Linked DNA regions of Homo sapiens: region 2 is linked to region 1. A link is an interaction called in ENCODE POLR2A ChIA-PET data of the cell type or tissue named here. Cell type or tissue: OCI-LY7. All regions are shown on one strand. Links, peaks and the distances in the headings refer to the core of each region. The heading gives the core; the rest is flanking DNA.

Region 1 (4,396 bases), core at 323-4,322:
GTGTTGAAGCCACCTCATATGTATTGCCACCTTTTGTCCAGGATGGGAGAGGTTTTGCCTAACAAATGACATGATTTAGTAGACAAAGTCTTCCAGAACCTTCCATCCTTGGGAAAAATAAAACCAGACTTGGAACCACAGGTTCAGACTGAAGGAATGACTCAGATAGTGGGATTTAGGCATCTGCTTTGAGCTGTACCCCGAAGTCTACAATGACCACCCCCACACCTACCCCAACCTACACACATACCAAGGCAGCCCTTGCCTTAACTGGACCAGTGTTGTCTCCAGACACATCCCCCAGCAGAACGACAAGAAGACTCTTCCTCCATTGCCGCTCCAACCTTCCAACCCCTTTGAGGCACTGTGAGCCTCAAAATCCCAATTCGTATCACTTATAAATAGAAGCATACTACACTGCCACTTGCTTTTTTCACTTGACAATATGGTGGGGGCATTTCTGCCAATGGGAAGATACAGATTTCATATTTTATGCATCAAGATACAATTTAACATAACCAAGATCTTATGCACATGGACTCCTTTTTAGTGCAGTTTTTTTTCATCTCTTCTGTTTGCTTCTCCTCTGCCATCCCCCTCTCCTTCTGCCCATCCTCCTGCCTTGCTCCATGTGAGCAATGGGCTTGGTATCATTCACACATTTCTCTATGCTCATAACCCTGTCAACATCTAGCTAGCTAGCTATTCTACATGTACGCACACATATACACCACACATATATTCCTTCATGTTTTGTCATTGCTCTCATACACACTTTTCTGCATCTTGCATTGTTTACTGAGCAATATCTTGTGGAAATCCCTACAATTTAGCTGGTCCCACTCTAATTAATTTTCCTGATGATTTCACGTATTCCTTGCTGTAGATCCACCGTAGCTTATTCAAAGTTGAGAGATACTCATATTCCTAGTTTTTAGCCGTCACATATAGCTATAACAAACATTGTTTTATCTAGGTTTAAACAAATGATAAAATACATTCCCAGGAGTAGTATTGCTGGGCTAAATAGTACGGGTATTTTTCATTTTCCTTTTTTTTTTTTTTTTTTTTTTGAGACGGAATCTTGCTCTGTCGCCCAGGTTGGAGTGCAATGGCGCAATCTTGGCTCACTGCAACCTCCGCCTCCCTGACTCAAGCAATTCTCCTGCCTCAGCCTCCCGAGTAGCTGGGATTACAGGCACACACCACCGCGCCCAGCTGATTTTTGTGTATTTAATAGAGACAGGGTTTCACCATGTTGGCCAGGCTGGTCTTGAACTCCTGACCTCAGGTGATCTGCCCGCCTCGGCCTCCCAAAGTGCTGGGATTATAGGGGTGAGCCACCACGCCAGGCCGGGTATTTTAAATTTTAAGGGATGTCGTTACCAGATTGCCTTCCAAAAAACTATAATAATTTACATTTCCACCAGAAAGTATGAAAGTACCTTACCCGATTCCGCACTCCTTCATCTCTGTCAATAATGCTGTTACGTTTTAAATTTTGTCAGTCTAATAAATACATTTCATGGTACCTTAAGTGGTATTTCCTTGAAGTTGTGTTTCCTTGATCGCGAATGTGTTCAAGTAGTTCTTTTCTATTTCTCAGCCATTTCGATTTGCCCTTCTATGGATTTTCTATTCATATTCTTTATCATTTTTCTTTTTCTTTTTTTTCTTCAACTTTTATTTTAAGTTCGGGGTACATGTGCATGATGTGCAGATTTGTTACACAGGTAAACATGTGCCATGGTGATTTGCTGCACAGGTCATCTGCCATTTGTCTTTTAGGTTATCTTTTGTTTTGTGAGAGTTATTTTTTGTGTATTATGGGTATTTAACTCTTAATCTGTATTGCAAATATTTCTTTCCCAAATTTATTTGCCTATTGCTATTTCTTGGCAAGAGATAATTAAAGTCTACACACAAATAAATTTGGGAAAAAATATTTGCAATACAGATAAAGATTTGAATATCCATAATACATAAAAAGCTTTTATAAATGCTTAGTTAACTATCTGGATCTGCAGAGCAAGTGGGTTTCCTGTTTTCTTTTAGATAATTTCTCCATCCCTAGGTTGTATGTGTGGTCCGATACTTCATTCTTGATTTTTATCATTTAATATTTTACATTTAAGTGTTTTATGCTTCTGGAATTTATATTTATGATTGGTTCTTCCACTGATCTATCTGTCTCTGTTACAATAAGGCAAATCCATATTGGAATCTCGGCAAATAGTCCTCAACCTCCCAGGCTCGGGTGATCCTCCCGCTTCAGCTTCCCTGTTACTGGGACTGCAGGCATGCACCACCACATCCGGCTAATTTTTGTATCTTTTGTAAAGATGGGGTTTCACCATATTGCCCAGGCTGGTCTCAAACTCTTGGGCTCAAGCAATCCGCCTGCCTCGACCTCCCAAAGTGCTAGGATTACAGGCGTGAGCCATCACGTGTGGCATAACTCCTAAATTTTGCAGAGATAAGTTAATACTCTTCATTTCAGCTGATTATTTGAATTTCTCTTGTATTCTTTCTTCTAGCTATAAATTCTTACTGTGTGCTTATACTACACAATTTTATACAGTGTATTAGCCTGTTAGATTTCACTATGTGTTTTGAAAGGTCTATTGCTCACCACTGTTTCCTCTTTTCTTTACTCTGTCTCAACTTGATATCTCTGTTTTGAGTCATTTGGTTTTTTTTCCCCCTCCCCCCCTCCCCTCCCCCCTCCCCTCCCCTCCCCTCCCCTCCCCTCCCCTTCCTTCCTTCCTTCCTTCCTTCCTTCCTTCCTTCCTTCCTTCGTTCCCTCCTTCCTTTTCTTGAGACAGGCCTTGCTCTGTCACCCAGGCTGGAGTGTAGTGGCATGATCACAGCTCACTGCAGCCTTGACCTCCCAGGTTCAAGGGATCCTCCTACCTTAGCCTCCCAAATGGCTGGGACTACAGGCATATACTACCACACCCAGCTAATTTTTGTATTAATATGTTGTGTAGAGATGAGGTTCTGCCATGCTCCCCAGGCTGGTCTTGAAGTCCTGGTCTCAGGCAATCCACCCGCCTTTGCATCCCAAAGTGCTGTGATTATAGGCCTGAGCCACCGTGTCCAGCCTGAGTCGTTTGTTTTTAGACAGAGTTCTTTTCTGTGAGATTTCATTCTAAGGTACAGTACATTCTGATGTTTCTCGTGTCCATAACTTTTTTTACTCTGACATGTCAGTGATATCTTAGTCTAGTAGAAAAGATTCTTAGTTTGCTGTTTTATTATTTATTTATTTTTTAAAATCAGTACTTGTTATTCCACTATCTGTTAGCTTCCTGTGTTGGCCATCCTTTCATTTAATTCATCAACCAAATATGTTAATTTAAAAGTTACATTTGTATGCAGGGATCCTGTGCCATAAAAAATTACATTTTGATAATTGTGCTTAAAGAATTCTCTTTAAAAGGCTGGGCACAGTGGCTCATGCCTGTAATCTTAGCACTTTGAGAGGCCAAGGCAGGCAGATCACTTGAGGTCAGGAGTTCAAGGCTAGCCTGGTCAACATGGCAAAACCCCGTCTCTACTGAAAATACAAAAATTAACCAGGCATGGTAATCCCAGCTACTTGGGAGGCTGAAGCAGAATAATTGCTTGAACCTGGAAGGCGGAGGTTGCATTTGAGCCGAGATCGTGCCGCTGCACTCTAGCCTGGGCAAAAGAGGCTGACTCCGTCTCAAAAAAAAAAAGAAAAAGAAAAAGAATTATATTTAAAATACTTTCACGAAGTAAAAAAAAAAAAGGTGGAGAGATAAAGCATGTGTCAAATTGTGGTTAGATGAGAGCACATGCATATTTTTAAGAGATGTGCTTTGAAATATGTAGGGGTGATATGACATGGTGTCCGAAATTTGCTTTAAAATACATAGTTGAACAAAGCTACAGTAATCAAAACAGTGTGGTGCTATCATAGAGACAGATAGATAGACCAATGTTATAGAATAGAGAACCCAGAAATAAACCCTCACACATATGGTCAAATGGTTGTTTTTTTTCCCCCCGAGATGGAGTTTTGCTCTGTCACCAGGCTGGAGTGCAGTGGCATGATCTTGGCTCACTGCAACCTCTGCCTCCCAGGTTCAAGCTATTCTCCTGCCTCAGCCTCCCGAGTAGCTGGGATTACAGGCACTCACCACCATGCCCAGCTAATTTTTGTATTTTTAGTAGAGATGGGGTTTCACCATGTTGGCCAGATTGGTCTCAAATTCCTGACCTCAAGGTGATCCACCTGCCTCAGCCTCCCAAAGTGCTGGGATTACAGGCATGAACCACCACGCCCGGCCAGTTAAATGGTTTTTATTTTGACCATTTATTAGGAGAAAAGACCGTCTTTTCATCAAATGATGCCGAAAAACTAGATATC
Region 2 (4,396 bases), core at 317-4,316, 120 kb before region 1:
TTTGTTTTGTAAGCCTGTCTTTTTCTCAGCTTAATAATGCACTCCTTACGTTGCCACGTCAGTCACCCATGTTTTAATCTCTGTAATATGCTCATATAAGAATGTGCCCACAATTGTACCAACCAGTCCTCTATTTTAGGCATTAATATTTTCCCCTCCGGTTTTGGATTACTCTTAAGCATTATTTTAATGAACACTCACAAAATGAAAAATTTAAGCCTGTTTTAATTATTTTGCTAGGATAAATTCCTTAAGAGTAAAATTGTTAGGTCAAAGGCTATGTGTATTTTTAGAGCCTTTGATTGGTGATGTTAAATTACCATCTAAAAATGTTATGTCTGGGTGCAGTGGTTCACGCCTATAATCCCAGCACTTTGGGAGGCTGATGTGGGCGGATTGCTTGAGCCCAGGAGTTCAAGACCAGCCAGGGCAACGTGGGGAGACCCCATCTCTACCAAAAATAGAAAAATTAGTATGTGCCTACAATCCCAGCTACTTGGGAGGCTGAGGTGGGAGGATCACCTGAGCCCAGGAAGGTCAAGGCTGCAGTGAGTCATGATTGTGCCACTGCACTCCAGCTTCGGCGACAGAGTGAGACCCTATCTCAAAAAAAAAAAAATAAGTTAATGGCAATTATTACTCCCACTAGCAGTATATCCAAAGTGCTTGCATGTTAACGGGATGTTAAAAATTATTTACTAAATTTACAATTACAATTTGTTGTGTAAATTATAAATGGTACATTTTATTTTATTTCTGCCTTTTTGATTTTTTGCTTTTTTTGAGACAGAGTCTCACTATGTCACCCAGGCTGGAGTGCAGTGGCACGATCTCAGCTCACTGCAACCTCCGCCTTCTGGGTTCAAGTGATTCTGGTGCCTCAGCCTCAGGAGTAGCTGGGACTACAGGTGTGTGCCATCATGCCTGGCTAATTTTTATATTTTTAGTAGAGACGAGTTTTCACCATGTTGGGCAGGCTGGTCTTGAACTCCTGGCCTCAAGTGATCCACCCATCTTGGCCTCCCAAACTGCTGGAATTATAGGCGTGAGCCACCGTGCCTGGTCAGATTTTTTACATTTTTTTTTTTTAATAAGAAAGCTTACATATGGTCATATTCCTATTGGCAACACAGAGAATCATATTAAAGGAGTTATGGCAGCCTTAGGGATTCTTATAGCCATGCAGACTACTTTTAAGTGGCTGTGACTAAGGGGTCCTGAAGCCAGCATGCCAGAGCACCTGCTTTCCTGACTTGGTGGCTTGCTGGATACATCTTTAGGTATATACCCTTCGCTTATTTTCTGCTGATCACAATTTAGGAACTGGATAGACCCAGAAAACGTGGATCCCTGGTTGGCTTCATGAACTTGAGAAAAGCATAACTTTGGATAACGAAGGACATTTGGCATGAATTGTGCTCCTTGCTTTGGGAGAATAGCAAAGAGTGAAGTGAGTGGTTTGGATTTTGGGAGATGTGGAAAGGATTTGCTGAGGAATTGATATTTACATTCTCCAGGTGTTGCAGTATTTCCAGGTAGAGGGAATAGCAGGCTGTGTCCTCCAGCCTTAATTCAACTACCACTGTTAGTTTTGAAGCCTTTTTCCTCTTTGCCATCATCTGGCAACTTTTTTTGAGATAGTCTTGCTCTGTCACCCAGGCTGGAGTGCAGTGGCGTTATCTTGGCTCACTTGCAACCTCCGCCTCCCTGGTTCTAAGCGATTCTCCTGCCTCAGCCCCCTGAGTAGCTGGGATTACAGGTGCATGCCACCACACCCGGCTAATTTTGTATTTTTAGTAGAGATGGGGTTTTACCATGTTGGCAAGGCTGATCTCGAACTCCTGACCTCAGGTGATCCATTGCCTCGACCTCCCAAAGTGCTGGGATTACAGGTGTGAACCACTGCGCCAGGCCATCTAGCAACTTCTTGACCTTTCTTTATGCCCCTTGAATGTTGGCTCCTGGCCTGCCACATTTCTTTCCACTGTGTCTTCTAGCATCATCTCTCAGTCATTGGCTTATCCGGCCACGGGACCTCACTGACCTTTTACCTTTTGCAGGTAGTTTTACTTCCAGTTTATATCAGCTCTCCAAGGCCCAGTCGTCTCCCAGACAGCACTTTGGGATCCTGAGCTGGGAGTGTGTCTACACACCCTGTCCTCCCTAGCTCTCATTCCTCCCCTTCATTGGTCCTGGTGCTCCAGCTCTGTGGTGCTCTCTGGCTTCCTCTTGCCTCCCCAGTCCTTTTTACCTGCTATGGACGCCACAGGAAATCACGTGGCTGCCATCTTACTAACATGGTCTCCTCCCTCTCTGAGCTGTCTCCAGAACTTGTCAAGCTCCCTCAGTGCCCTGGTCTTAACTATTCTGTTTTTTTGGGGCGGGGGTGGTTGAACTCTGCTGGAGAGAAACCAGATAACAAGGTGACTTTCTCTATTTCATATTATGAGTTCTGGGCTCAGCTGGACTTTGATTTTTTTTTTTAAAATAATATCATTTTTCTCATCGTTTTTCTTCTTCCATAGTCACTTCTGTCCAATCCCATTCCCAGCCTTTTTACTCTCAGCCATGACCTCTGCTTCTTAGTTCATTAAGAAAACAAGTGATCAGATAAGCACTCCCCCAACTTCCTGCCCTTCTCTCACCTCATGCTGCCTTGCATAAGGGCAACTGTCTACGTACATCTCTACCCACAGAGGCTATGAGGCAATCACTGCAGATGGTCTGTGTGGAACTGTCCGAACAAATTCCAAAAGTTTTCCTATCAGGGTTATATGAGAACTGCTTTTCGCTCCCTGTGGCTTAGTTAGAGATTCTCTGGCTGAGGGGGATATGTTTGTGTTTTCATAAAAGACAATATTTTAGAAGTGATGTGATACTTGGAGGGGGTTAAATCATCCCCAAAATTAAATCTCCTCCCATCATTAATGGCACAGTCAGGGCTGGAATCTCAGTCATGTGTTCAGTGGCCTGTCCTTATCTGAAATAAAAATACTTTAGATCAAGGGTGTCCAATCTTTTGGCTTCCCTGGGCCACACATAAAATACTCTATCACTAATGATAGCTGATGAGCTTTAAAAAAATCGCAAAAAATCTCAAATGTTTTAAGAAAGTTACGAATTTGTGTTGGGCTGCATTCACAGCTGTCCTGGGCCGAGAGCTGGACAAGCTTGCTTTAGATAGGCCCCACTCTGGGGGATTGGAGATAAAGAGGGCGTAAAATTTATTTGTAATTAAAAAAATAGATAGGCCAGGCGTGGTGGCTCACGCCTGTAATCCCAGCACTTTGGGAGGCCAAGGTGGGCGGATCATGAGGTCAGGGAGATCGAGACCATCCTGGCTAACAAGGTGAAACCCCGTCTCTACTAAAAATACAAAAAATTAGCTGGGCATGGTGACACGTGCCTATAGGGAGAATTGCTTGAACCTGGGAGGTGCAGGTTGCAGTGAGCCAAGATCGTGCCGCCGCACTCCAGCCTGGGCGACAGAGCGAGACTCCGTCTCAAAAAAAAAAAAAAAAGAAAAAGAAAAAAAAAAAAGGATGTGTAATCAGAATGTGCATGAGGACAGGCCAGGCAGGGAGAATAAGCCTCCTTCCTGTCTGGTCCTTGTCCCAGTTTCCATCTCTGGAGGCAGCCACTTTTACCAGTTTTTGTGTGTTCAGACTGTATATCCTTTTAAAGATAGATAGTCTTTGGTTAAACATTTGCTTTTAATTGTGACATTTCAAATATAAAGAAAACTAAAGAATGAAAACTTACCTGCTAGATACCCAGACCTAATAAATCTAAACATGTCATTTTTGCTTCAGGTATTTTGTTTTTGCTTTTTAAGGAAATTGAAACATTTCAGATACCTGGTTTGTCCTCTCTGCTAGCCTCATCTCCCTCTTTCTCTTCTTCCCAGAGGTACCTTTACAGTCCGTGTCTTTACTTTTGTGTTACATGCTTATATATTCACAAACCAACATATAATAATGATTGCGTGATTTAAAACCTTAAATAGTAGATCTTGTGTGTGTGCGTGTGCGCGTGCGCTACAACCTACTTAATCACTCTGGAAAATGTTCCCAAATGTTGGTCCAAGTAGCTAGAGTTCGTTTATTTTAACTACAGTATTTTATTTCATTGATTAAGCATAGCATAACTTAGATATTCTCCTCTTGACATAGCATAATGAACAGAATGACTGTCTTCATCTGGGTGGGTTTCTCTGGGGTGAAGTATGCTAACTGGCCTTGCTGGATCATAGTGCATACACAGTTTCAACCAACTAAATATTAGCAGTGGTTCTCCCAAGTATTTGAACCAATTTTCTTCTCTGTCAACAAGATACAGGAATTCCTGTTTATTCACAGTCTTGCCAATACTTCATATTACTAAACTCTTATTCTAG

What was found. ChIA-PET counts read pairs that join two places held together with the same protein. Peaks named below come from ENCODE experiments on the same cell type or tissue, not always from the same donor. Only the 100,000 strongest peaks of a DNase experiment are listed, where the experiment ranks them.
Region 2: POLR2A ChIA-PET joins it to region 1 with 5 read pairs; 5 of 35 experiments call an interaction of 5 or more read pairs at or near these places.

Annotation. Positions count from the first base shown.
Region 1 is chr20:4,843,186-4,847,581 of GRCh38, reverse strand. No RefSeq gene overlaps it. Among named protein-coding and RNA genes, the nearest start is that of RASSF2, 22 kb to the right of the region's middle. In OCI-LY7, for the core only: no CTCF peak of the experiment used is centred there; no DNase peak of the experiment used is centred there.
Region 2 is chr20:4,960,235-4,964,630 of GRCh38, reverse strand. All of the region lies in intron 2 of SLC23A2 (solute carrier family 23 member 2), which reads left to right. Among named protein-coding and RNA genes, the nearest start is that of SLC23A2, 39 kb to the left of the region's middle. In OCI-LY7, for the core only: no CTCF peak of the experiment used is centred there; a DNase peak (open chromatin) is centred at 2,280.